Regions from separate parts of the Homo sapiens genome. Here region 1 is linked to region 2. A link is a loop called in an ENCODE intact Hi-C map of the cell type or tissue named here. Cell type or tissue: mammary epithelial cell. All regions are shown on one strand. Each heading gives the region's core, and the rest is flanking DNA. Links, peaks and the distances in the headings are about the cores only.

What was found. Hi-C counts contacts between places; a loop is a spot of excess contacts. Peaks named below come from ENCODE experiments on the same cell type or tissue, not always from the same donor. Only the 100,000 strongest peaks of a DNase experiment are listed, where the experiment ranks them.
Region 1: it touches region 2 in a loop (8-fold over the local background); 3 of 110 quality-filtered maps call a loop at or near these places.

What each region holds. Positions count from the first base shown.
Region 1 is chr5:96,168,917-96,181,034 of GRCh38, reverse strand. All of the region lies in intron 1 of LOC101929710 (a long non-coding RNA gene), which reads right to left. It overlaps LOC105379675 (a long non-coding RNA gene), which reads left to right and starts at 10,778. Exons shown (of 2, transcript XR_001742452.2): 1 at 10,778-10,963. It also overlaps a transcript of CAST not described here. In mammary epithelial cell, for the core only: a CTCF peak has its summit at 5,717; DNase peaks (open chromatin) are centred at 1,454 and 3,444; H3K27ac peaks cover 2,363 bases.
Region 2 is chr5:96,105,624-96,122,895 of GRCh38, reverse strand. The region is part of intron 1 of LOC101929710 (a long non-coding RNA gene); the gene reads right to left. It also overlaps a transcript of CAST not described here. Among named protein-coding and RNA genes, the nearest start is that of MIR583, 35 kb to the right of the region's middle. In mammary epithelial cell, for the core only: no CTCF peak of the experiment used is centred there; DNase peaks (open chromatin) are centred at 8,015 and 9,135; H3K27ac peaks cover 2,860 bases.

The DNA.
Region 1 (12,118 bases), core at 1,009-6,008, 63 kb before region 2:
GGAAAAGAAAAGTACTCAATAATAGCTCTGTATGGAGATCTATATATTAGCATGTAGGATTATCTTAAATAAATTGATCATTTTGTTTGGGGATTTGGTTCTAGATGCAGTTTAAACTTTCACAACACTCTGGAGGATGAATTACACCTTGCTGAGCCTTCCAGCAGATCAGGGAAGTGTATTTGCTCACTGAGTTGCTCCAAGCTTGGTTTGCTTGTTCTTGCATCCACTGTTTACATGAAGAAATCACAGCTAGACAATTTCCCTCAACTACAGTAATTAAATATTTCCATTGAGCTACTGACCTATTTTACTTGAAATTGTGAATATGCCTTACTTTATTTTTAAAAAGTATTTACCACCCTAATTTTAATCATTTTTCTAAACATTTTTCCATGTGTCTTTCCCTTTCTGTTCTTATTTTTCAAATTTCCCCTTTTCTCGTTTTAACATTTTATTTCTTTGTCCATTTTCTAAGCAGTTAAAATGAAAATGTTTTCATATGATTGTTGTGGAAAACAAGGGACTGAGAATGTGAAGGACCATTTGGTTCTCAGCTGATGTTCTCAAAGTTAAACTTTCATAGTACCTCACGAGGAGGCTCTACATATGGTCCCAGAGATATGCTTACAATATTTTAAGAAGACATTTATCTCACAACTTTAAGCTTGTTTCACACTTTCTGATCACACCTCCCCTGGTGTACTATGAACAAATATTCTTATGTAAATCCTATAATTTCCCATAAATAACAAAATTAAAATGCATTGTAACTTTTCTGTCAAAGGGGCTAATTTGTTAAATGTAAGTGTATAAGATTATCACACATGGTATAATCCTGCTTGGACATTTCATCATTCGTAACTATACTGAGAGCCTCAGGAAGCCTCTCTGACCTTTGAGAAAAGCTGGCCTCAGATTACAACAAATGTGCAACTCCTGAACATGTCTCATGCCACAGATGTCTGTATCTCACCTTTTACGCTCTAGCAGTTCTTTTTTTTTTCTTTTTGAGATGGAGTCTCGCTCTGTCTCCCAGGCTGCAATCTCAGCTCACTGCAAGCTCCACCTCCCGGGTTCCTGCCATTCTCCTGCCTCAGCCTCTGGAGTAGCTGGGACTATGGCACCCGCCACCACGCCTGGCTAATTTTTTTGTATTTTTAGTAGAGATGAGGTTCCACCGTGTTAGCCAGGATGGTCTCGATCTCCTGACCTCGTGATCCACCCGCCTCGGCCTCCCAAAGTGCTGGGATTACAGGTGTGAGCCACCGCGCCCGGCCTACACTCTACCAGTTCTAAACCGTGTAACGTTCTCTCAACGTGACAAGTGCTCTCGTGCTCCTGCACATGCTCCCTCTGCCTTAAATACCCCTCTCTGCTTTGTCCTATTCCTCCCTCAAGTGTGAGTCAGCACAACTCCGCCTTCTCTGTGTCACTTTGTCTGATTAATCCCCATATTCATTCATCTACAATGTGCCAGGCACTATGCTAGCTGCTGAGTTGGAAACAATGAAAACCCTGCACTTGCCCTCAAGATACATGATGTATTAGCACAGTGGTCAAAACAAGGGACACTGGGAACCTTTTGTGATGAGGGTCAGGAAGAGGTTTGGGGAAGTCTTCCAGGAGGAGGTAATAGCTGAATCAAAATGTGAAAGATAAGTAGGAATTATCCAGGAGAAGAAAGGACAGAGAGAGGGCATTCAAGACAAAACCTGTGATGAAGCAAGGGTAGGACAGGGAATATTCATTGAGAGGTAAATATTCCATTTAAGGGAGTTTTGATTTTATTTTTTTCCTGAACGCAATGGAGAGCCTTTTAAGTAAAAGAATGAGATGGTCATATGTGTGTTTTAGACAGTGTAGATAGAGATCAGATTGGAGAGACCAAGGATGGGGCAGTTAGCAGGCTTATTTGTAAAGGAGAGGACATATATGTATTTAGTATGAGAAGAAGATGAAATTTGAGAACTTGAGAGAGATAAATGAGTTATAATTGACAGGTCTTCGTGACTGATTGGTGTACAAGGGCAAAAGAGAGTCAAGAGGGAACCCCTAAGTTTCTCTCTCTTCTTGCTGGGATGGAAGATGGGGCTTCATTGAGATCAGGAACACAGAAGGAGGAGCAAGAAGTAATCAGTTGAGTTTGAACCTGTTGAATGAGGCCCGTATAAATAGGCCTGTAAAATGTCCAAGTTGAGAGATAAGTGCTCTCTCATCTATGCACCCATTACTCCATCATATTATCCCATGTACCATGCTGGGATTGTCTATCTCCACCTCTGATTTTCCCCAGGAAGGGCTCTCCAAGATAAAAACCTCCCCTTCAGATTGTCTTCAACCAGCCAGTGCTCCCCCATAACAAACAAGGCTCTCCCACTTTTCCTCTTTCTCTCAAAGGCCACCATTAGAGCAGTGCTAACTCACTGAGAAATATCCTGCAAAGACTAGAGCCCATCACCCCTTCTAGAGAAAGCAAAACATGGAACAAAGAAGGAAAGGCTTCTTTTTTTTTCTTCTATTCTATTAGCCCCCTCATTTTCAAAGGCACCATTGTTTCAGGAGAACTGAGTATTTTTTAAAATAAATAAAGAAGTGAATACAATCTTAAGATTCCAACTTATTAACAGAAAACATGTGTAGACCTAAGAATTAAAAATAAATATGTCTTTAAAGATGACCTGGAAGGCTTTTTGTCTGCCAAGAACAGAGTTAAAGACCTCAGAAGGTCTATGTTTTCCCAGAAATACTAGATTACATTGCTAATGATGGGCAAAGGCATTAAATCATGCAGATTCCCCTGCAATTTTATTACTATTTAGGTGAGTTTTATAATGTCCTGAAATAATGGAAGAAATCTTGAGACTGATCTTGGGTTGTGGTTGTGGATATTGAATCTATGGTTTCATCTTTTGGACAAATGTTTCCAGTTCCTACTTTTATGTCCAGATATGTATATTTGAGATGAGTTCTTCTCATGTTTGAATTATATTTTAGTGATCTTGGTTGTGTTGGTATACAAAATATGAATTCATTTTTAGAGCATTTTCCATCAGATATATTTTATGTCAATTGAGTATTTCTAGCGAAGAGTACAGTTCTTCCTTCAATGTTCTTATTTGTTCAAAATTACAGGAAGATTTCTGAAAGTTGTTAAGAATCAACAGGGGAATCACTAGCTGCAAAACGTCTCCAAACGGACCAGAGTGAGTTGCAGAACCAGAAGCAGCTCGGCTTGCTAAGGAGAAATTGATGTTGTCCTCAGCACTCATTGACTTGTCTGGTTTTCACATGACAAATAAACAGATGAATCAGTTCCTCCTTTTTCTAAGAGATTTTACATGCTTAAGGTCAGAAATTAACCAAAGAAAAACCGGTTTTATAAGTATGAGCTGACTAGATGCCACAGTGATTCATTTCAAAGGTGCTGGCTATTTTCAAACTGCTGAGAGACCTTGCCATTCCCTGAACTTGGGAGGCTTGTTCTAGCACATGCACATATTCAGCTTGCTATATGAGCAAAAGTGAGATCATACGGGTTGATCCTGGCAGAGTCTCTGAAAATGCAGTAATTCATGCTGTCAGTTACTATCAGCAGCAATTTGCTTCTGGATTGGTTCCTGTAAGCACTCATGTGAGCATTCTGCACAAAGGACCAGAGTACAATATTCTCTTGGATTTCAGGGACTTAGTGTGGTTTCAACATATAATCAAAAGTGCCACATAGTTCACCACCTCGCATTTTGTTTTAAAGAGACAGAGGCTTAAAACTGGATTCCTTTCTTTTTTTCCCAAAATAGGAAGTTGGTGGTAATTTGGAATGTATCTTTAGAGCAATCTGTTAGCACTTCAGCAAAATCTACTCCGTTGGTAAAGTGCAGAGTAGATTTTTTAATGAGGGATAATTTCACCATCTCTAAAATTAATAATAATAATCATAATAATAAATTTGCTCAATCACAAAACTAAACTTCTTAGATTCAACTCACATGTGTGACCAACTCTTACTTTAGGGCAAATGCATTAAGACATGAAAAGTTATTTGAATTCTTAAGTATTATAATAGCATATACTCCCAGTTTGGTACAATTTCCAAAAAGTTCTATGACAGAGAAATTTAGATGATGCAGTCCTAAGCTTAAAGGCACATTATTAAAGAATCTCTGCAAAACAATGTAATTCCATTGAGCTCCAAATTATTTAAGAAAGCAGTAGCAGCCTCACTACCAATTTACTGCTCTACTAATTTAATTAACACCATTGAGAACTCATGCGATACAGGGTTATGAAAAGGTCCTTATCAGAAGGGGCTCAGGAAGAAAGAAAAGCCAGTCCTTGTGACTGACAAACTTTTAGTTTAGTTTCACTCAGAAAAGTGAAAGTATGCCAAAATCTCAAGTGGCATTGTCAAAAATATACATATTCTTTGGTGTTAACCTGTGACTTCTCAAGTGTTACCAGTTGAAAAATTGCTTCCATATTGCATCAAACTCAAAAATCCTCAAAAACTTGGCATCTTACCTAAGAATTTCTTAGTTTGCTATCTACCTTGCCCCCTAGAATGTAGACAGAATGAAGGTGGGGACTTCTGTCTGTTCACTGATGTATTCCCAGTGCCTAAAACAGTGCATAGCACATAAGGCACTTCATAAAGTTTTGCTGAATTAATGAATAAAAGTTGTCCTTTTCCTCAGCCTAAAATCTTCAGCAAAGCTTATCTGTAATCAGCTCCTGCTCCTTTCTCTAGACTGCCTTCTCTTTTATCACTTTATCTCTTGAACTATACACTTCAGCCAAATGCAAATTATTGGCAGTTCCCCAAATGTACCACATTCTCTCTCTCTCCGAAGGCCTTTGCACATGTTCCTCTGTGTAGAAGACTTTTCTGTCTTGTCCTCCTATTCCCTGGGCCTGGGAAAATTCTCTTTGTCCTTCAGATCACAGTTTAGAAACCTCTTATTTCAGAAAGCCTTACCTAGCCTCCAAAATAGAGCTAGACGAGCCCTTAGCTCCCTGTAATTTCCGCTATGGTAGCACTTACCCACTTGGACTATTATTGCTGCAAGGAAATAACATTACTAGAGGCGGAATGATGTTTGTGAAATTATACATCAGCAGTTGCACTTCAAACAGGACCTCATAAAGGAATTAACTCTGTACTCTTAGTGCTGGAATAGGAATATTTAAGAAAAATAACCAGGATGTATTAGAAAAGCATCACAAAAGTTTGAGCAAACTAACACATATTTAAACATACTGCTCTATCTCACTGAGTGGAAGCATCACTCTAGTCTAACCACTAAAACAAAAACATGCATGGCATCCATGTGAAACACTAACACACATTGTTCCATAGATAGTTGCTTCATGTCATTCAGGTCACAGCAACAACGTCACGCTTTTAGAAAGGACATCACTGACCAACGTTGTGTAAAGTTACCCCAATTAATTTATAGCCCATTGCCCTGTTTACCATCTAAATTACATGTCTATCTCTTTGAGATGCTCTCAATCATTTATGTGTTTACTAGTTTATTTTCAATTCTCCATACTAAATAATAGTTTCTATAACAGCAGGGATCTTGTTTGTCTTATTTAGTTCTTTATACCTCCAGAGCCTAAATGAGTCCTTGGCATTCAGTAGATACTCGATAATTTTTTTTAATGCATGTGAAACAAGGAACCTCAAAATCAAAGTAATTTCCATCTTGGCCAGTAGGGTACTTTCACTGGCACTGGTTGCCCAGAACTGAAAGTCCCTTGTACTTCATGCAAAATTCACATGTACTAACCGGCCAACTGATGAGTTCTGTCCAATGACAAACTATTATAGTGTAGTACACTGACTTCATTTAATTGCATGTACTATTTTATAAGTAGCTTATATTACATTTTCTTAGTATACTATTAGAATACCAATAATAAAAATAAGAAAAATCTATGTCTTCTAAATTTAAAAACTTCAGTTGCTTTTCTTCTGGATTAGTTTAAAAAATCTGAAGTTAAATATGTTTTCATATATATTAGAAAATCTAGTAAAAAGTATTGTATACCTATTACCTTGATAAAAATTATTAATATCAGTTTGCCTAGATAAATCTGAAATGAATACAAAAAGATTGAGGAGGAAAGCTTTTGATTTCATTAAAGATTGAAAAGAAAACCTTTAAATATATTATTTGCTGAAATGTTAGAATACCACACAAATACTATTTTGGGGACCAATCACACAGAGATTGTACATGGTTAGGCCTCATTAATTCTATGGCAACACTACTATAAAAACACATTTTTACTTATTTTGATTGGTTAGAAAAGACATTAACAAGATTACAAATCATGAGCCAGAAGCTAGAAAGAGAGAGTATACAACTGTATCATTTCTAAAAATTCTTAAAACAAAGTAGAACAAAAAAACAGTGCCAATATTAAACTACTAATTCTAACCAAGGAGGGAAACCTATAAAACTAAAATTGTAATCTGTGTCTGCACATTAAACCTTTATCATCCAACTAGTGGTAGACTTGTCATACAGAGGATTCTGACTGGACTTTCCTTCCCCACATAAGCAAGAGGGCGAACTCCTCCTGTCTGCGGAGGAGTGGAAGAATGATTGCAGCGCCCAGCGCAGGACCTTGTTCACAGCTACTCAACAAATATCTGTCTAATGATTGTTTCATGGACTAATTGTGAAAATTGGAGAATATCCTTCATAGCAGTAACTTGAACTAGAAGTGTGGCCCAAGAAGAATCAGAACTGGAATTCCCTTAATGGAAATGGACCAGACAACCAGAAAGAAGGAAACTGGCAAGTTTGGGCAGCCCAAAGAGGCTCCTGGGAATCTCAACATCTCTTTGCACAGCTTCCTCCATGTTGTGCTTGATAGGAGGACCTTCCTCAGATTCTTTATCTTCATGAAATTAAAAGTGAAAACTCTGGGTTCAAGACTCATGTGTCACTTAACAAGTAGATGACTTAAAAAATAAGTTCAGGCCGGGCGCGGTGGCTCACACCTGTAATCCCAGCACTTCGGAAGTCTAAGGCGGGAGGATCACACGGTCAGGTGATCGAGACCATCCTGGCTAACACGGGAAAACCCCGTGTCTACTAAAAATACAAAAAAATTAGCCGGGCGTGGTGGCGGGCGCCACCTAGTCCCACCTAGTCGGGAGGCTGAGGCAGGAGAATGGTGTGAACCCGTGAGGCGGAGCTTGCAGTGAGCCGAGATGGCGCCACTGCATTCCAGCCTGGGCGACAGAGACTCCGTCTCACAAAAAAAAAAGAAAAAAAAAAGTTCATTTATCTGAGATTCAGATTCCTAAGCTAATATAATGATAAAAATAATACCCCAAACATCAAACAGAATGTTTTATGTTCAAAAGAGGAAGTTATAAGAAAACCTCGATATAATGTAAATTACTACCACATGTACCAAATAGTTACCAATCCTTTAGATACTGTCATAACATCTATCTGTTTATTTACATTTTTCAGAATTTCTGGTATTACTACATGAGGGTATTCCAATTGGGTTACTCTATTATGTATTTTGCTCCAAATGTTAAACTTTCAAGTTTCAATTAAGCTCCTTGTAAGTACCATTATTCTGATGACAGTTCTTTGTGTACTTTTTGCAAATTGTTTACATTATATGTCAGAGTACAAAAATATTTGATAGTTATGAGGACTATACCCCGGACTCTTGCAAAGTCTCACAACTGCAAATAATATGATGGCATAGAGTTCCTGCTCCTTTACATGAAACATTATATCCAATTTAACATCTCACTTTTTCTAGTTCCAGTGCAGTAGATCTTAGTTGCTTTTTGTGGTCACCCAGAATATTTTGAACATCTTTCCCATGTTTGGGGAGTCTCAGCCTTTGTAGTCAAGCCGCCACAAAGCAGAAGTTGGAAATTCACCTTCCCAGCCAGTCGGTATCTATGCCAGAGGTAGGATGTAGATCTAACAATAAGAAATACCCATATGCAACATGGACTTGTAAGAGAATACTGTGGCTTCATTACCAGGAACCACCTAACATTTATTTTCTCATGAGCATAGTGGCATATGTGCCCAAAATTTGGGGGCAGCCATGGTAGAAATCTTGGCATCCATTGACCAGACTCAGCAGTGGAAGTTATGGTATCTGTGTCCAGAAATGGTGGGAGTGAGGCTTTTGCTAGAGCAATCAGTAGTGTCATTTAAGCGTTGTTCCTGGAAGCATGGCCTCTAAGCTCAATGTTCTGGCTCTCCTAGAGGATCTATAAACTACATGATATCCTACAATAAATTTATTTTCTGTTTAAACTAACTAGAGAGGGATCTGTTTGCAACTCAGAAAACTGACTCATATATCTAAGAATTATTGTTCTCCCTCTGTCTTTTAATTTATTCTGAAATATTTAAGACATGTACAAAGGCCACTTCCTGGAACCTTTCCACATACCTCCAACACTAGAAGTAGCAGCTGGCCTTCTTTTGCGGAAAGTTATTCACACTTTAGACAAACTGCATATTATTACAATTGCATATTGCCATATACCATGTATATTTGAAATCACTACTGAATAATCTAGAATGTTATATTCAATAATCCCAATGGTCTGGACTGTCAGGCTTCTGAACCCAAGCTAAGCCATCATATCCCCTGTGACCTGCACGTATACATCCAGATGGCTGAAGTAACTGAAGAATCACAAAAGAAGTGAAAATGGCCTGTTCCTGCCTTAACTGATGACATTCCACCACAAAAGAAGTGAAAATGGCCAGTCCCTGCCTTAACTGATGACATTACCTTGTGAAATTCCTTCCCCTGGCTCATCCTGGCTCAAAGGCTCCCCAACTGAGCACCTTGTGATCCCCGCCCCTGCCAGCCAGAGAACAACCCCCTTTGACTGTAATTTTCCTTTACCTACCCAAATCCTATAAAACAGCCCCACCCCATCTCCCTTCACTGACTCTCTTTTGAGACTCAGCCTGCCTGCACCCAGGTGATTAAAAAGCTTTATTGCTCACACAAAGCCTGTTTGGCGGTCTCTTCACACGGATGTGAGTGAAATTTGGTCCCGAAATTTGGTGCCGTGACTCGGATCAGGGGCGTGGGGGGGTGGGGACCTCCCTTGGGAGATCAATCCCCTGTCCTCCTGCTCTTTGCTCCGTGAGAAAGATCTACTTACGACCTCTGGTCCTCAGACCAACCAGCCCAAGGAACATCTCACCAATTTTAAATCGGGTAAGCACCCTCTTTTTATTCTCTTCTCCAACCTCTCTTTCTATCCCTCAACCTCTTTCTCCTTTCAATCTTGGCGCCACACTTCAATCTCTGCCTTCTCTTAATTTCAGTTCCTTCATTTTCTGGTAAAGACAAAGGAGACACATTTTATCCATGGACCCAAAACTCTGGCGCTGGTCACGGACTTGGGAAGACAGTCTTCCCTTGGTGTTTAATTATGCAGGGACACCTGCCTGATTATTCACCCACGTTTCATTGGTGTCTGATCACCGCCGGGACGCCTGCCTTGGTCATTCACCCACATTCCCTTGGTGGCAAGTCAATTGCAGGGACGCCTGCTTTGGCTGCTCCCCACCCCTTCTCTCCATGTCTCTACCCTCTCTTTTCTCTGGGCTTGCCTCCTTCACTATGGGCAACCTTCCACCCTCCATTCCTCCTTCTTCTCCCTTAGCCTGTGTTCTCAAAAACTTAAAACCTCTTCAACTCACACCTGACCTAAAACCTAAATGCCTTATTTTCTTCTGCAACACCGCTTGGCCCCAATACAAACTTGACAATGGCCCTAAATGGCCAGAAAATGGCACTTTCGATTTCTCCATCCTACAAGACCTAAATAATTCTTGTCGTAAAATAGGCAAACGGGCTAAGGTGCCTGACGTCCAGGCATTGTTTTACACATTGGTCCCTCCCTAGTCTCTGTTCCCAATGCAGCTCATCCCAAATCTTGCTTCTTTCCCTCCCACCTGTCCCCTCAGTCCCAACCCCAAGCGTCGCGGAGTCTCCAATCTTCCTTTTCTACGGACCCATCTGACCTCTCCCCTCCTCCCCAGGCTGCTCCTCGCCAGGCCGAGCCAGGTTCCAATTCTTCCTCAGCCTCTGCTCCTCCACCCTATAATCCTTTTATCACCTCTCCTCCTCACACCCAGTCTGGCTTACAGTTTCGTTCCGCAACTAGCCCTCTCCCACCTGCCCAGCAATTTCCTCTTAAAAAGGTGGCTGGAGCTAAAGGTATAGTCAAGGTTAATGCTCCTTTTCCTTTATCCAACCTCTCCCAAATCAGTTAGCGTTTAGGCTCTTTCTCATCAAATATGAAAAACCCAGCCCAGTTCATGGTTCGTTTGGCAGCAACCCTGAGACGCTTTACAGCCCTAGACCCTGAAAGGTCAGAAGGCCGTTTTAGTCTCAATATGCACTTTGTTACCCAATCCGCTCCCGACATTAAATAAAGCTCCAAAAATTAAATTCCAGCCCTCAAACCCCATAATAGCACTTAATTAACCTCGCTTTCAAGGTATACAATAATACAGTTGAGGCAGCCAAGTAGCAATGTATTTCTGAGTTGCAATTCCTTGCCTCCACTGTGAGACAAACCCCAGCCACATCTCCAGCACACAAGAACTCCAAACGCCTGAACCACAGCTGCCAGGGGTTCCTCCAGAACCTCCTCCCGCAGCTTGCTACAAGTGCCAGAAATCTGGCCACTGGGCCAAGGAATGCCGGCAGCCCGGGATTCCTCCTAAGTCGTGTCCCATCTGTGCAGGACCCCACTGTTCAACTCACCTGGCAGCCACTCCCAGAGCCCCTGGAACTCTGGCCCAAGGCTCTCTGACTGACTCCTTCCCAGATTTACTCGGCTTAGCGGCTGAAGACCGATGCTGCCCGATTGCCTCGGAAGCCCCCTAGACCATCACGGACGCCAAGCTTTGGGTAACTCTCACAGTGGAGGGTAAGTCCATACCCTTCTTAATCAATACAGAGGCTACCCACTCCACATTACCTTCTTTTCAAGGGCCTTGTTCCTTTGCCTCCATAACTGTTGTGGGTATTGACGGCCAGGCTTCTAAACCTCTTAAAACTCCCCAACTCTGGTGCCAACTTAGACAATACTCTTTTAAGCACTCCTTTTAATTATCCCCACCTGCCCAGCTCCCTTATTAGGTCAAAACATTTTAACTAAATTATCTGCTTCCCTGACTATTCCTGGGCTACAGCCACACCTCATTGTCTCCTTTTTCACCAATTCAAAGCCTCCTTGACATCCTCCCCTTGTATCTCCCCAACTTAAACCACAAATATAGCACACCTCTATTCCCTCCTTGGTGACCGATCATGCACCCCTTACCATCCCATTAAAACCTAATCACCCTTACCCCACTCAACGCCAATATCCCATCCCACAGCACGCTTTAAAAGGATTAAAGCCTGTTATCACTCGCCTGCTACAGCATGGGCTTCTAAAACCTATAAACTCTCCTTACAATTCCCCCATTTTACCTGTCCAAAAACCGGACAAGTCTTACAAGTTAGTTCAGGATCTGCACCTTATCAACCAAATTGTTTTGCCTACCCACCCCATGGTGCCAAACCCATATACTCTCCTATCCTCAATACCTCCCTCCACAACCCATTATTCTGTTCTGGATCCCAAACATGCTTTCTTTACTATTCCTTTGCACCCTTCATCCCAGCCTCTCTTCGCTTTCAGTTGGACTGACCCTGACACCCATCAGGCTCAGCAAATTACCTGGGCTGTACTGCTGCAAGGCTTCACAGACAGCCCCCATTATCTCAGTCAAGCCCAAATTTCATCCTCATCTGTTACCTATCTCGGCATAATTCTCATAAAAACACACGTGCTCTCCCTGCTGCTCGTGTCCGGCTAATCTCCCAAACCCCAATCCCTTCTACAAAACAACAACTCCTTTCCTTCCTAGGTATGGTTAGTGCAGTCAGAATTCTTACACAAGAGCCGGGACCGCGCCCTGTAGCCTTTTTATGCAAACAACTTGACCTTACTGTTTTAGCCTAGCCCTCATGTCTGCGTGTGGTGGCTGCTGCTCCTTAATACTTTTAGAGGCCCTCAAAATCACAAACTATGCTC
Region 2 (17,272 bases), core at 6,215-11,214:
ATGAAAATGATCACACTGTATGAGCTGGACAGTTACTTTATTTGACCTCATAAAGCAGACATAAAATAAAAACACAAAACTGATGCTGCCATCTGAATATCCATTAAACATCCACATAACAAATTTCACTTCTATAAATATATCAGCTTGAAAAAAACAAAAAGCAAACCCAAAACAAAACAGTAAACTCTTGCTTTCAGTTTTTAGATAATTATCTTATTTCTTCAACTGATATGTGCACATGAAGTTTGAGAATAAACTTTCTACCCCCTCGAACACATGGATGCAAGAGAACCACCTCCAGCCCGAACTGGTTATGATTTGAATAGCAGGTCTCAAACAAGTTCGACTTTACCTTAACTGGAATTTATCTAACTCAAATATTGCCAGTGCCATTTACTATTTTTATTGAATAGAAAAAAGGCTCAAAATCAATTTGGACTATACTCTTGGGGGTTGGGAATTCACAAATCCAAGGAAGGAACTTTTGGTTCCAGAGTTGAGTTATAAAGGAAAAAAAGTATCTCAGCATTTCAAAACTTGCTCAGAAAGGAAAAGTTATCTTTGCATTATAAAGAAGTTCAACACAAGAAGTATTCTCTCAAGTGTACAGCAAAATTTTTACTCTACTTCTGATAGGAAGAACACAAATGCATGTTTGAAGCTAAAAAGGGTAGTTTCTCAAAACTTGTATTTTTTGCCTTTGTGATTTTTTTCCTAACTAAATTGAAACTGACCAATGAGATTTTGAAAGAACTCCATTGTTCAACAGTATCCTATAATCATAGAAGTAGTTCTCACTAATCGCTGAAATAGCTTAAATAATTAGAAATTACAATCAATACCACTTGAAGCCCTGCCAACCTAAAAGACACAATTTTGCAGTGGAAAAAGAAAATTAGAATGCTTAATTGCAGAAGGAAGAAAAGATATTCTTACTGAAAGAATGAACTAAATTTGGATTAAAATTATATTTGTTTTTTTGTCACAATACCACAATCATTTGTTTCAATCAAGAGCAGGGGTGGGCAGGGGGTGGGTGGAGAAAAGGAGAGAGGGATCAAAGCACCTTGCTTAGTAATAGTCCCTTCCTATGTCTCTTTCCATCCCAGGAGTGTCCCTAGGAACACTGCATTGCCAGCCCATTTCTCACTGACCCAGCAAGCACACACAAATTTTCCTATCCTGGGAATCTTTGCCTCTAAGAGAACTAATAACATGATCCCATTGCACTTACACTTCAATTGAACTTGCAAATGAAATTTGCAGACTAGGATGATCAATTGTATTTCTTGGCTTGATTCAACTTCAGAGCCTCACCGCCAAAACGCTGACTGTGTAAACTCACTGAAACTAATCTGAGCCTTTCTTTAAGCAAGTTCTATCCTGATCAGGTTGCTTTTTTTTTTTTTCATCAAAATGAATGCAAGCTCAAATACTGGGTGGAGTTAGCCCCTATGATTATTACAAAACACTTATCAACCAGAGTGAAACTATGAAAGGATTAGATCCTGAAGACTGTCCTATTTAATAGTCCTAGCAGCCAGGGACAACAACAAAAACAAAATTTATTATGTGCCTATTCTGTGCCATACACTGTGCTTAATCTTAAGAATATAAGTCAAATAAAACAAAAGGGCTCCCCCAAAGCCACATCATTTATTCAACAAATTAATGTGCCAAGCACTATTTTATATGCTGGGGCTAACAGCAGTGAACACTACGCCCTTTTGAAGCTTACATTCCAGTGGGCATAAACAGGCACTCTTTTAAAAATCAATAAGAAAGTCATGTGGTATTTTAGATGGTGATAAAAGTCTATAAAATAAAATTTAAAATAAGCTGGGAAATGGGTAGATAATGCCTATAGTGGGAGAGTCTTGACTTTTTAAACAAGGTGGCTAGGAAAGGTCTCACCAAGTACGTGGTATTGAAACACGAGTGAATATCACCTTTGATATGAAGGTGGAGGTGAGAGAGTAAGCCAAAATGGCTATCTGGAGAAAAAGTAATTGAGGCACAGGGAAAAGCCAGTGAAAATGGCTTAGGGCAGGATTATGCCTGGCCAGGAGGACCAGCAAGAAGATCGGTATAGCAAGGAAGGAGAAAGAGATAAGGTCACAAAAGTTTATATATATATATGTATGTATATTATTATATATATGTATATTATATACATATAATAATGCTTGGCACATTAATATATATTATTTATATGTATATATTATATATGTATATTATATATATACATATGCTTTGATCAGTGAGGAGGCTATTACGGTATTCCAGGCAAGAGATGATGGGGAAGGGACAAGGGTGATAGCAGGGCACAGGGTCAGAGCCTGAACATATAAGTTAGAGCTCTCTGATTATATGCAACAGAGAACCATTATACCAAAAGAAAAAAAAGCTCACAGAATATTGGTGAATCTCATGAAATTGACAGGGAATATAGAAAACCAGACTTGCAAACAGGATAGGAGCAAGGCCAGGGATTACTTACAGGGCAATATCTCTGGAATGCATGAGCTCCAACTGTTGCTTCCGGCTTTGCACCATTCCACTCAAGATTCAATTAACCAGGAAAATCCAACTTTCCAAGCTTAGGTCACATGCCCATTTCTTGGCTCATACCCAACAGTAGAAGGTGAGAATCAAGGGCTTCTCTAGCAGGAGCCCAAGGCAGTTTTATTCATTAGCCCCAGTTCCTCAGGACTGCCCTCAGTGGGAGAGAGATAACACCCCAAAAGGAAACCTGGATGCTAATAGGAAGGAAGACTGAATGCTAAGAAGCCTAGACTAGGAAGCTATTTATGTCCATTAGATACTATTTGCTATCTAGTGGATAAAGGCAGAATTATAAGTGAAAGATATCTCGGAATAAAACGTGTTTCACAAATTGACACATACTTTTCAGTAAAAAGATACTGGTGATGTCCAGCTGTCATTTTACCCTCTCTAGATAAAAACATAATCCTGGTTCTTACCAGACTGCCGTGGAGATTATTTTGCTGCTGAGCGGTCACACAAAGTTTTTGCTTGAAAGGCCTTAAATCTCTAGATATGCCATTTTGAAAAATATTTAATTTGCTTTTTAGGCGTACATAATACATAACACATATCTACTACACCTTCCTCTCAGAAGAATCAAAGGAAGTATATTTTAACTGGTTCATAGATGAATAACCTTGTGACATTCTGACTATAAACAGCTGAATAAAGGTTCAAATATGTCATCTTAAATCATTCTTTTCACTTTCTTTAGATAGTTTCTTTCCTTTGAACAGAAAATATATATGTGAAAACATAATAGTCACTCATTCTTTTAGTAACAGATTATGCAAACCCTCCAGCTTATATCTCCAGGGTACAAGCTGGTGATATGAGCCCCAGACCTTCCAAACAAGCAGCTGCTGCTCTGATCTAGTCAATTTTGCCACTTAGGAATGCACATCTAGAGATCCCAGGTCTTCCCATTTTTTAAAAGAAGCTGGGATTCCAGATTTTTTTAATGTGAAACCTCTAGATTTTAAATGCTGGAAACTTTGGGGTTTGGGTTGTTTTTGTTTTTACTTCTGTTTTAATTTTTGAACACCATGCTGAAAACTTTTAAAAATTTTTTTCAACTCTATATAGGTCAAATAAAACACCTAAGTGTGACCTCTCTGGTCTCCATTCCAAATACCTTCAAGGTGTGATCAGACCTCAATAGAGATCCCTTGACTTCTTTTGTCTATTTCCAATAATAACAACACAATCCTTTTTTCCCCTCATGGGAACCAGATTAAGTCTATGGCAAAGACATGTGATTCTCTGATAATTCCCATTATAGTCCAACTGCAAGCACAAAATGATGCATGCATTTAGAGCAATTTAAAAACGACATTTTCCAATGAAGATACGGAAGTACCCTGGCTTGCTGCTCTCTGTATAATGTCCAGTACCACAAAGGGAGTGTGGTGAAACTAGTTAGGGTGAGACTGCCCTGCTGATTGGAGTAGCCCATGAGAAACACATGAACTTAGCTAAAAGAGTCACTTAAGCAATGAAGTAACTGACGCTAAGAAAAAAAAAAAAAGTATGCTGAAACAGTACCTCAGGGGAAAAAGCCACAATTAGAAAGAAGGCTCTTGTTAATTTCCCCAGCCCCAACCTTCTTCCTCAGCCCACCTTCCTAGTTCTTTTAGATGGATTGGCTTCTTTAAGTCAACTGAGCACCATGAACACCAGTCCACGAACACAATGGACCAAAAAAAAAAAAAAAAGCAAATTTCCAAATGCAGTTGAGAAGAAATTTTTATGGAATGTGCTCAGAGAATTGGTTAGTCAGTAGACATTTATGTAAATATTTTTAAGGTATTTATAAGTGACCTAATCCAGACAACAAGGCTTCCTTTTGCATTTTTTGCTCAGCACAGTGGAAGCTTTATTCACAAACTCTACGTGAAAGAAACATATTTTTCCATCCCATGGCTAAGTATCTGTAGAATCATTTCCTTTCTACAATGCAAACTTGGCCCATGGCTTATCCACTTACTCAGGTGAATGGCAAACCACAATTGGGAGAGGGAACAATGGGGCACTGCCCTGAGAAAGTGCTTTTTGCCTACTCAAAGCATTCACAAACATTAACCAATTAACTGGTAGGTGAAGTTGGCCTTAAAAAAAAAAAGAGAGAGAAAACTACAGCTGAAGAGATTTCAAAGCTTTCTCTACAAAGGGATTCAGTGTCTAAGTCTGAATTGGAACTTGGACCTTCCAAACATTAGCAGTTCAGAGATTCAACTCATGTAAACATTTGAAAGGTCAGCTGTTCATCAAATACTTTTCCAACTACAGCAAACGTATCCTTATTAAGTTTCTTTTGCAAAAGTTCCAAGGTGCTGAACACTCATCCATTGCCACCAATAATTAACAATTCCAAACAACCTAAAGACAGAGAACTTTTTGTAGGCATTTTGAAATTTCAGACTATCTTAGAAACAGGGGATGTGGAAGTGGTAACGGGCAAAAGGCATGCTAGGAAAAAGAACATCAGGCTGAATTTTTTTCCCAAGATTGGTTCTTCCCTTTTTCAAACAGATTTGCAGAAATAAGAAAATAGTTTGTCCTTTTCAAATAAAGAGTTGGTGCTTCCTGGAAATGGGCAGAGAAGTAAAAACTAAGCAAAACAATATCGTTTGGTCTAATATTTAAGACTTAACAAAACTTGGAGGCATAAATGGGCACTACAGTCATTCCTTATTCTATCCAGTTAACTTTGCTTCAAACATATCTGCCCAGAGTTTAATGACTTTAAAAAATTACCTGAAGTTCATATCTACCATAAGTTATTTCCCACACGTTCTTTCTGCACATCTGACACGCGGAAAAAATCACAAGCCTAATTTAAACAATACCATTTATTGTCGAACTTGAGAACTGAACAGCTACCAGCTTTAAAAGGTTTCCCTGAGTCTCACACACACACACTATTTTATACTAGTTTCTACACGGACATGGTTAACGTGACAGGGTTATGTGATGAGCTATGTGGTACATCACCAAGAAGAGAGGACTCTTGTGAAAGCAGGGTTTAAATCTCTATGTCGGATTCAAAATTAATTTGAAATAAATGGTAGACCTAAATATAAGAAACTATTAAACTTCTAGAATAAAATCTCTGTGACATTGGGTTAGGCAAAAATTTCTTAAGCAAGACACAATTAGCACAATAAAGAAAAAAAAATAGGTAAAATGAAGTTAATCAAAATTTAACATTTTTGCTCTCTAAAGACACAAGTAAGGAAATGAAGCCATTGGAAAGCAGCAGCCAGGGCTGCTCACCTCCAAGGCGGAGATCCTTAACAAAGGCTTCAGGGTGACCAAGACATGAGCAAGCCAGGGTACAGCCACTACTGCCACCCCGCCAAGCATACAAAGTTCAAGTTGCCATGTGGAAAGTAGTCAAGAAGGAATGAGCCTTCTATGCATAATAAAACCCCATAATTTAAAAATAAAATAAAAATGCAAGCCACAAACTCTGAGAAAATATTTGCAAACCATATATTTGACAAAGAGCTTGAATCCAGAATACTTTTAAAAATACATACAACTCAGTAGAAAGAAGATACACTACCCAATTTTTTAAAAAAGTAAGCTAAAGATTTGCACAATGGCATGCAAATGAACAATATGCAAATGATGATATGCAAATAAACAATAAGCCTAAGAAAGATGCTCAATGTCATTACTCATCAAGAAAATGTACATTAAAACTACAACAAGAACGACCAGTAAACATCTACTAGAATAGCTAAAGTTAAAAAGACTGACAATATCATATGTTGCCAAGGATAAGAACAACCAGACTCTAATATATTGCTGGGGAGTACAACACAGTATAGCCACTCTGGGAAACAGTATGGCAGACCCAGCAAACCCACTTCTAGGTATTTACCCAAGAGAAATGAAAACATATTTCCACACAAAGAATTTTACATGAATACTCATAGCAGCATTATTGATAATTGCCAAATACTGGAAATAACCCAGATGTCCATCAACTGGTGAGTGGGTAAACAAATCAGAGTATATCTATGACATGAAATACTACTTATCAATAAGAAAGAAAAAACTACTGATCAAAACAATAATACAGATGGATCTCAAAAGCTTTATATTAAGCAAAACAATCCAGACTAAGAAGACTATCATATTGTATGATTCCATGTATATGACAATCTGGAAAAGGTAAAACTAGAGTGACAGAAAGCAAATCAATGGTTACCTGGAGCCAGAGGTCAGGAGAACGGATAAAATGCAAAGGGGCACAAAGGCTACTTTCTAGAATAATATAATTTATCTATATCTTGATTATGGTAAAAGTTATAATAGCTATCTACAATTACCAAAATTCATTAAACTGTATACTTCAAAGAGAAATTTATTTTATGTAAATCATACCTCAATAAAGCTAAAAAAAAAAAAAAAGAAAGAAATGACCATGTCAGGAAGTCTTCATTTCCTCCTGTTGTTCTACAAAATCTTGCTCTTTGAAATAGTCTGGGTACTTCACAATTTCGTAACAGATTCGAGGTGTCCTTTCAGAATGAACCCATTAAACATTGTACATCTGTGATATGTTTTGATATTGTTTTAGGTCAATAAGACACACCAGAAAACTGTAACAATGATTTGACTTTCTCCTTAGTCACCTTCAGAACACCATTTCTTAAAGCAGGAAGACCACATCTAAAGCTGGTATACTCACAGTGTAATGCAATTCAACAAGCCTTTATTGAGTGAGTGTCTGCTGCCTTGAACTCTGGAACCAGACTGCTATTAAATTGATTCTAATTACAGGTCTACCACTGAATAGTATCACCTTGGACAAGTTACTTATCTGTGCTTCAGCTTCCCCATCTATAAAATGGAGGTAACAGCCATGCCTACCTAATAGGGTTGTTCTGAGGAATCAATGAGTTAATTCATTAAAAGTGCTTAGAACAGGGCCTAGCCCATAAACAATCACCTTGCCTTTATCATTAGGTGTGTGGTGCTAACACTATACAGACAGATAAGACAGGGTTTGTTTTTATTGTTTGTTTTGATGAGCTCACAGTTCAGCAGAAAGAAAGAGAACGAATAACAACATATCACAAGGGACACAGAGAGAAATGTTTAAGTACTGTTGAGAGCACAGATGTGTGAGCAACTTCATAGTGGTAGTGGGGAGCTTGTCAAGGACTTACAAAGAGCAACTAAGTTTTGGAGGAAAAACGGGAGTTCTTCAGACAAGAAAGAATGCAAGCAATAGTTATGATCATGTACTAAATATCTGTTAAATGCTATACACTCTGCTATCTATATATTTTACATGGGCCATTTCTCTTGTAATTGTTGCGATAACCCCATGAGACAGATACTACAGAACCCATTTTACATATGAGCAAACTGAGTGTAACACATTGTGAGTCACTTGCTTGAGGTCACACCACTAGTACATACCTTAAACAAGAATCCAAACTGACTCAGAAACTTGAGCAGAGAAAACAGCATTGCAAAGCATGTGGCTAGTTTTGGGAAACTGGAGAGCTCAATGTGATTAGAACACAGATCAGTCTAGAAAGATGAGGTCTTAGGGGCCCTGCAACCAGTAACTATATCTTAGACAGGCAACTCCATTACGCTTCTCCCAGGCAGAAAGCCTCTTATGGCCTGCTGCTTCAGTGGGTATTATTTAGTAAGCATAGTCTTCCTTCATTAAATCATGAAATCAGCAGTAGAGGTTTCTTAACATGTGGTTCAATGATCATATGTGTCAGAAGCCCTGGAAAATTTGTTAGAAATACAGATTTTCAAGGTACCACACAAGTCTATAGAATCAGAACCTCTTTGACCCGTAAACACTCCTTTTTAGTAACCTTTTCACGAGTTTCCTATATTCACCAAAGTTTGAGAGCCTCAGTGGTGGCAGATTTACTCAGAACTCTTCCTCTCTGGGCTCCAAGAGCTGAGCTCTCAAACTTCAATGTACATACAAATCCCCTGGGAATCCTTTTAAGAATCAGATTCTGATTCAGTGGGTTGGAGGGATAAGAGGACTGAATTCTGCCAGGTGTTGTAGACATTGCTGGTCCACAGACCACTCTAGGGGTCACAGGGTTGTAGAATATCCCACCCAGATTTCTTCTCTGCTTCTACTATCTCTCCTGCTCTTGTTTGTCTCCAGAATACTTTTCCTTGCCCAGGTTTAGTGCACCTTAAAACAACCTTCTATTTACTTACTGCCTAAAAATGTTTTACCTTTGCTGAGAGAAGATGATCAAACTGTTTTTATTTTCATACACTTATTGTTGAAAAATGGTACTTTAAAAAACATGTTTCTTGGCTCTCTGAAATTCTAGAAGAGCCTAAGAGGTCAGGCTAGTAGTATAAAAAATAGAGGGACTGATGATGACAAAAGTGTGAAAAATGAACTTTCTTTTGTGATATAATGCACATAGTCATCTGGATCAATTAACATTTTCTTCAACACACTCTTTTAAATAACATAACGAAACTAACAGCCCTGCCATCTCTGGAGTCATCAAGGATTGACTAAGGAGGAGTCTTAGTCAGAATAAATCTCCTTATTTAGAACTTAAAAACCTGAGCTCTCTGGTCTCCTGTGCAGACATGCTCTGGAAGCCTCTCCTTACTGGCACTCCTGCAAGGAAAGAGCTGTGTACAACCAGCTGCCAAGGCTTCAGCTCCCTGGCACCAGGCAATGGCAAAAGCCACTCCAGCTGAAAGGCGTCTTTTGCCCTCTGGGTGAGAATGGCTGCTTTAGAAAATGGCCTTAAGTTCCTAATGGCACTAAGTTCCTAAAACTTTCTTTTTTCTCTGAGCTATCATATTTTCAAAGCATTAATCCTTGCAAAGGTGCAAGACTCCCACTTTATATTTTGCAGTGCATTTCCTAATGTGTGTCTACTAACCTGGACTCATTCCTGGCTTTGCAATTCAGTTACTTTATCTTGTGGTTCAAACACTTCTGTTTGTTGTTCCCACTTAATTCAGATAAATTAAATAGGCACTTTCAGGAAGGGGTTGGATTACCCACTCTCTATAAAATAGACAGGCCTGCATGCCAAGGATTACCTAGAGACAATTTATTTGATTTGGTGCATTTTAGGTGAAGGACATAATTTGGTCTCAAATTCCACATCTTTGCCCTGAAGTCTTAGTTCTAAGACTAAAAGAAACCACCAATCCAATTTCTAGCCTGCTGTTAAGAAGCATGCTGTCAATGTAGAGATAAATCAATACTTTGAAACAAAACTTAAGACTTTCTTTGGTACTTAATAAGCCCTTCTAGATGGGATCAACCATCTATGGGAGAAACCAAGGAGGATTCTAAACAAATTTGGGAAATACAGATGGTCCCTGACATAATTTTTTAACTTGACTATGGTGCACAAGTGATGTGCATTCAATAGAAAGAGATATGATATTATCTCTCTCCATCTCCCGCCATGCTGGACAGCAGCAATGAACCACAGTTCCCAGTCAGCCGCATGATCATGAGGGTAAACAACCTACACTCTACATTGTACTATGTTGTCACATGATTTTGTCCAGTTGTTGGCTAACATAAATGTTCTGAGCACATTTCAGCTCATCATAGCTAGGCTAAGCTATGCTATTTGGTAGCTGAGGTGTATTAAATGCATTTTCCATTTATACAATATTTTCAACTTAACAATGGGTTTATCAGGATGTAACCCATTTGTAAGTGAAGGAACATCTCTAAATATAGTTCAATTTTCTCTCGTTTCTGCTTCCCTCTTCATGACTTACCCCAGTTATTCATTTAATATTTTTTCTTTAATAGCAACTATGTATTATACACAGTTAGGATATATATATGTAACTTTAAATAAGTCAAATACAGTCCCTGCTCTCACAAAATTTATCCTCCTAGTGGAGGATATGGGAGTAAGCAATCACAATATAATAGGTTCCATTTTTTATTTACAGTAATTGCCAACCAATCTTTGCCATGATTTGATGTTTACTTTCACTCAGTAGGTTCCAGTTTACAAGGCTGGTTATTACTTCCCAGGCAGGATCACTATGCCTGCAATTTGTATAGCTGCTAGGGGACAAAATGGAGTCCTGAATTAGGTAATATATTCCCACTGGCTTTCCCCAGACACACCTCTCAGAATATTAATAATTGAGAATATATTAACATATTATTATTGATTGAATATTAATAATTGAGAATTGGTAATTTAGAATATAATTATTAATAACTGAGAATATATTAATAATTGAGTCCATTTTTCTTATTGTATAAAAGAAGCTTTTATTAAACTAATAATATAAATAGAAAACTACTCATTAACATTTCTAATTATAAAAAACTATATAAAATATATATAGTTTTAAAACTACATAAAATAAAGTTTAAAAAAATGCACAGCTGGGTACAGTGGCTCATGCTTGTAACCCCAGCATTTTGGGAGGCCAAAGTGGAAGGACTGCTTGAGGTCAGGAGTTTGAGACCAACCTGGGAAACATAGCAAGACAAATTTATTTACTTACAAAAATAAATAAATAAAGCAAATCCATACAAATAAATTGGTGCCCTCCAACATATAACCTTGACTCCCATCAGTACTTGCTGAATGTAGCTTTGCTTCTTAGGTACTGTGATGTTGTGATATAATAATAAATAAATATTTGGTCTTTGTCCCCAGTTCCTGGCACAAAGCTTCTAAAACACTAGCAACTTCCTGAGTAATAGAAGTGAAAGCAGCATCTTTCATTGTTCATAATAAGCCACTTCCAACCACACCTGAGTTTATGCTAATGAGGTGAGTCTTGAAGGATGGAGGCTGGTTACCAGAGGAACCAACTGTGTGTTTAGAGGATTGAAACCTTCAGCCCCATCTGGGGAGGGAAGAGGAGCTGGAGATTGAGCTAATCACCAAAGGCCAATGATTTAATCAATCATGCCTACATAATAGAGCCTTCATAAAACCCCTAAGCAAAGGTATTGGGAAAGTGTCCAGGTTGGTGAATGTGTCCACTTGCCAGGAAGGTGATGCATCCAAAATTCCACGGATACAGAAGTTCCTGTACCTAGGACCATTGGCTGGACTTTGTCCTATGAACCTATTCATCTGACTGTCATACTGTTCATTTGTATCCTTTAGAATATCCTTTATAATAAACCAGTAATACGAAGTGTTCCTCTGAGTTCTGTGAGTGGTTATAGCAAATTATCAGACTTGAGGAGGGGTCCACGTAGCCAGGTCAGAAGTATAGGTAACCTGGGGACTCACTACTTGTGATTGGCATCAGAAGTGGGGAGCAGTCTTGTGGGACTGAACCCTTAACCTGTAGGGTCTGCACTCACCTTGGGTGTCAGAATTAAATTGAATTGTTGATCCCCAGTTGGTCTCTGAAGAGAACTCGAGAATTTCTTGGTCTAGAAAATCCATATACTTGGTGTCAGAAATGTTGTGAGCAGAGAAACTGTTTCCCATTAGGCCCAAACAAAATTTCTCCCTGACTTGATTTTTTAGAATTGAAAACATTTAGCTATACTCATCTGATTGTGCTCTGGAGCTGCTAAGTGAAAGCTGACCTCTTTGACCTGCTTACTGAGATTAGACATCTCCAAGTTTGTAACCATCTCCTTCCCTAATCACCTAGGCAGGCCTCATTTTCCCCATTCTGTAATTGTATGGTTAATTTTACTAACCTTCCCACCTGGAGAATGCTCCTTCCTCACAGTTGCCCTCTCTTTCCTGATTCCTTGTACCTCAGCCAGAGTAAAAAGAACAGGAGACTGAAGTTATATAAATGTGAGGAAATCATCCAGTGATAATCTCTTCAAAGCAGTAAAAACTATGACCCTTGACAACCCCTCCAGCTAATTCACTCTGAGCCTTTTTCTGAATGGCCCATTTGTTTGAGAGGTAATTTATATATAATGGTAAGATTACTGTAACCATGATTTGTATATTCAGATCTTACTTTATCAGAGGATTATCTTTATTGATTGATTTTGAAACTATATTTCTTCTCAGAAGAAATTGAGATAACTTGAACAAAAAGCCACACATACAATTAAACTGTAAGATCAAGAAAAGCACACGGGTAAATAAAACAAGAGAAAAAACCTGATGATAAAACTTCCCAGAACCAGCCACCCCCACTGTAATTTGTGGAAATCTATCCTGATAAACCATCTGCAATCTTGAACAGTATTTATTTGGTGTTGTATGTCACCCCATTCTCTAATGTATGGAGAGTTTTTGGGAACTGGAGATGTATCTTAGTCAACTTTTTTATTCTAGGGGCCTTGGCAAAGTGCTAGACACAGACTGGATTTTCAATAACAGTTTCTTGCATTCACTCCGAATTTCTAAATTTCCACTCGATTTCTTCTAAAAGCGGTGCTTTATTTTTTTTCTTTTTTTTTTATCATTTTTACATGTACTTTAAATATACTAAAATAGAACCATTTTGAAACACAGTTTTATGTGGTTTCTTTCCTATGATATTAAGACGTTAGTTTATAAAGAATTAAGATGTGGTATCTTCCCCAAATAATTTGTATTTTTAAAGCCCAGGGAAAACTACTCTACCGCTTCTGCATCCTCTTTCAATTTGCTGCCCCCTCATCAAATAAATCCTCCACCCACCAGACAACTTTGCCACACAGGTGTGCAGAAGATACAATCTTCAAGCCAGAACACTTCCTTCCCACCTCTCTTGACTCTTCACAGATGGGAACATCACCCCCACTCCTGCTCAGAAATATTAGCAAGTGAAGATCCAACATTTTGAATCCAAAAGATTGCCAAACACTCTTAGAGGACAACTGATCACTGCCAAAAAGCATTTGTAAATTCCACAACAAACAATTTATCTTCGAGTCTCAAAGCCTCATCAACATTTTCTAGTAAGATTCCAGATTACAAAGAAAAAATTGTAATGGCTTTCATTACACAATTTGGTTTTGGAAAATGTAAAATTTATATCAAGGTAAAACTGATTACATTTATTCTTTATTATAATTATTTCCTAATGCAAATATCACTAATAACATCTGTGTTTTTGCCAAGCATGTTTAAAAATGTTATAATTCTGATAGAAAGCATGTTGGGAGGAGCCAAGATGGCCAAATAGGAACAGCTCTGGTCTACAGCTCCCAGTGTGAGCGACACAGAAGACGGGTGATTTCTGCATTTCCATCTGAGGTACCGGGTTCATCTCAATAGGGAGTGCCAGACAGTGGGCGCAGGTCAGTGGGTGCACGCACCGTGCGCAAGCCGAAGCAGGGCGAGGCATTGCCTCACTCAGAAAGCGCAAGGGGTCAGGGAGTTCCCTTTCCTAGTCAAAGAAAGGGGTGACAGACGGCACCTGGAAAATCGGGTCACTCCCACCCAAATACTGCGCTTTTCCGATGGGCTTAAAAAACGGTGCACCAGGAGATTATATCCCGCACATGGCTTGGAGGGTCCTATGCCCACGGAGTCTCGCTGATTGCTAGCACAGGAGTCTGAGATCCAACTGCAAGGTGGCAGCAAGGCTGGGGGAGGGGCGCCTGCCATTGCCCAGGCTTGCTTAGGTAAACAAAGCAGCCGGCAAGCTCCAACTGGGTGGAGCCCACCACAGCTCAAGGAGGCCTGCCTGCCTCTGTAGGCTCCACCTCTGGGGGCAGGGCACAGACAAACAAAAAGACAGCAGTAACCTCTGCAGACTTAAATGTCCCTGTCTGACAGCTTTGAAGAGAGCAGTGGTTCTCCCAGAATGCAGCTGGAGATCTGAGAACAGGCACACTGCCTCCTCAAGTGGGTCCCTGACCCCTGATCCCCGAGCAGCCTAACTGGGAGGCACCCCCCAGCAGGGGCAGACTGACACCTCACACGGCCGGGTACTCCAACAGACTTGCAGCTGAGGGTCCTGTCTGTTAGAAGGAAAACTAACAAACAGAAAGGACATCCACACCAAAAACCCATCTGTACATCACCATCATTAAAGACCAAAAGTAGATAAAACCACAAAGATGGGGAAAAAACAGAGCAGAAAAACTGGAAACTCTAAAAAGCAGAGGGCCTCTCCTCCTCCAAAGGAACGCAGTTCCTCACCAGCAATGGAAAAAAGCTGGACAGAGAATGACTTTGACGAGCTGAGAGAAGAAGGCTTCAGATGATCAAATTACTCCAAGCTACGGGAGGACATTCAAACCAAAGGCAAAGAAGTTGAAAACTTTGAAAAAAATTTAGAAGAATGTATAACTAGAATAACCAATACAGAGAAGTGCTTAAAGGAGCTGATGGAGCTGAAAACCAAGGCTCGAGAACTACGTGAAGAATGCAGAAGCCTCAGGAGCCGATGCGATCAACTGGAAGAAAGGGTATCAGCAATGGAAGATGAAATGAATGAAATGAAGTGAGAAGGGAAGTTTAGAGAAAAAAGAATAAAAAGAAATGAACAAAGCCTCCAAGAAATATGGGACTATGTGAAAAGACCAAATCTACGTCTGATTGGTGTACCTGAAAGTGACAGGGAGAATGGAAACAAGTTGGAAAACACTCTGCAGGATATTATCCAGGAGAACTTCCCCAATCTAACAAGGCAGACCAACATTCAGATTCAGGAAATACAGAGAACGCCACAAAGATACTCCTTGAGAAGAGCAACTCCAAGACACATAATTGTCAGATTCACCAAAGTTGAAATGAAGGAAAAAATGTTAAGGGCAGCCAGAGAGAAAGGTCAGGTTACCCACAAAGGGAAGCCCATCAGACTAACAGCGGATCTCTCGGCAGAAACTCTACAAGCCAGAAGAGAGTGGGGGCCAGTATTCAACATTCTTAAAGAAAAGAATTTTCAACCCAGAATTTCATATCCAGCCAAACTAAGCTTCATAAGTGAAGGAGAAATAAAATACTTTACAGACAAGCAAATGCTGAGAGATTTTGTCACCACCAGGCCCGCCCTAAAAGAGCTCCTGAAGGAAGTGCTAAACATGGAAAGGAACAACTGGCACCAGCCGCTGCAAAATCATGCCAAAATGTAAAGACCATCGAGACTAGGAAGAAACTGCATCAACTAATGAGCAAAATAACCAGCTAACATCATAATGACAGGATTAAATTCACACATAACAATATTAACTTTAAATGTAAATGGACAAAATGCTCCAATTAAAAAACACAGACTGGCAAATTGGATAAAGAGTCAAGACCCATCAGTGTGCTGTATTCAGGAAACCCATCTCACGTGCAGAGACACACATAGGCTCAAAATAAAAGGATGGAGGAAGATCTACCAAGCAAATGGAAAACAAAAAAAGGCAGGGGTTGCAATCCTAGTCTCTGATAAAACAGACTTTAAACCAACAAAGATCAAAAGAGACAAAGAAGGCCATTACATAATGGTAAAGGGATCAATTCAACAAGAGGAGCTAACTATCCTAAATATATATGCACCCAATACAGGAGCACCCAGATTCATAAAGCAAGTCCTGAGTGACCTACAAAGAGACTTAGACTCCCACACATTAATAATGGGAGACTTTAACACCCCACTGTCAACATTAGACAGATCAACGAGACAGAAAGTCAACAAGGATACCCAGAAATTGAACTCAGCTCTGCACCAAGTGGACCTAATAGACATCTACAGAACTCTCCACCCCAAATCAATAGAATATACATTTTTTTCAGCACCAGACCACACCTATTCCAAAATTGACCACATAGTTGGAAGTAAAGCTCTCCTCAGCAAATGTAAAAGAACAGAAATTATAACAAACTATCTCTCAGACCACAGTGCAATCAAACTAGAACTCAGGATTAAGAATCTCACTCAAAACCGCTCAACTACATGGAAACTGAACAACCTGCTCCTGAATGACTACTGGGTACATAATGAAATGAAGGCAGAAATAAAGATGTTCTTTGAAACCAACAAGAACAAAAACACAACATACCAGAATCTCTGGGACGCATTCAAAGCAGTGTGTAGAGGGAAATTTATAGCACTAAATGCCCACAAGAGAAAGCAGGAAAGATCCAAAATTGACACCCTAACATCACGATTAAAAGAACTAGAAAAGCAAGAGCAAATACATTCAAAAGCTAGCAGAAGGCAAGAAATAACTAAAATCAGAGCAGAACTGAAGGAAATAGAGACACAAAAAATTAATGAATCCAGGAGCTAGTTTTTTGAAAGGATCAACAAAATTGATAGGCCGCTAGCAAGACTAATAAAGAAAAAAAGAGAGAAGAATCAAAAGACACAATACAAAATGATAAAGGGGATATCACCACCGATCCCACAGAAATACAAACTACCATCAGAGAATGCTACAAACACCTCTACGCAAATAAACTACAAAATCTAGAAGAAATGGATAAATTCCTGGACACATACACTCTCCCAAGACTAAACCAGGAAGAAGTTGAATCTCTGAATAGATCAATAACAGGATCTGAAATTACGGCAATAATCAATAGCTTACCAACCAAGAAGAGTCCAGTACCAGATGGATTCACAGCTGAATTCTACCAGAGGTACAAGGAGGAACTGGTACCATTCCTTCTGAAACTATTCCAATCAATACAAAAAGAGGGAATCCTCCCTAACTCATTTTATGAGGCCAGCATCATCCTGATACCAAAGTCGGGCAGAGACACAATCAAAAAAGAGAATTTTACACCAATATCCTTGATGAACATTGATGCAAAAATCCTCAATAAAATACTGCCAAACCGAATCC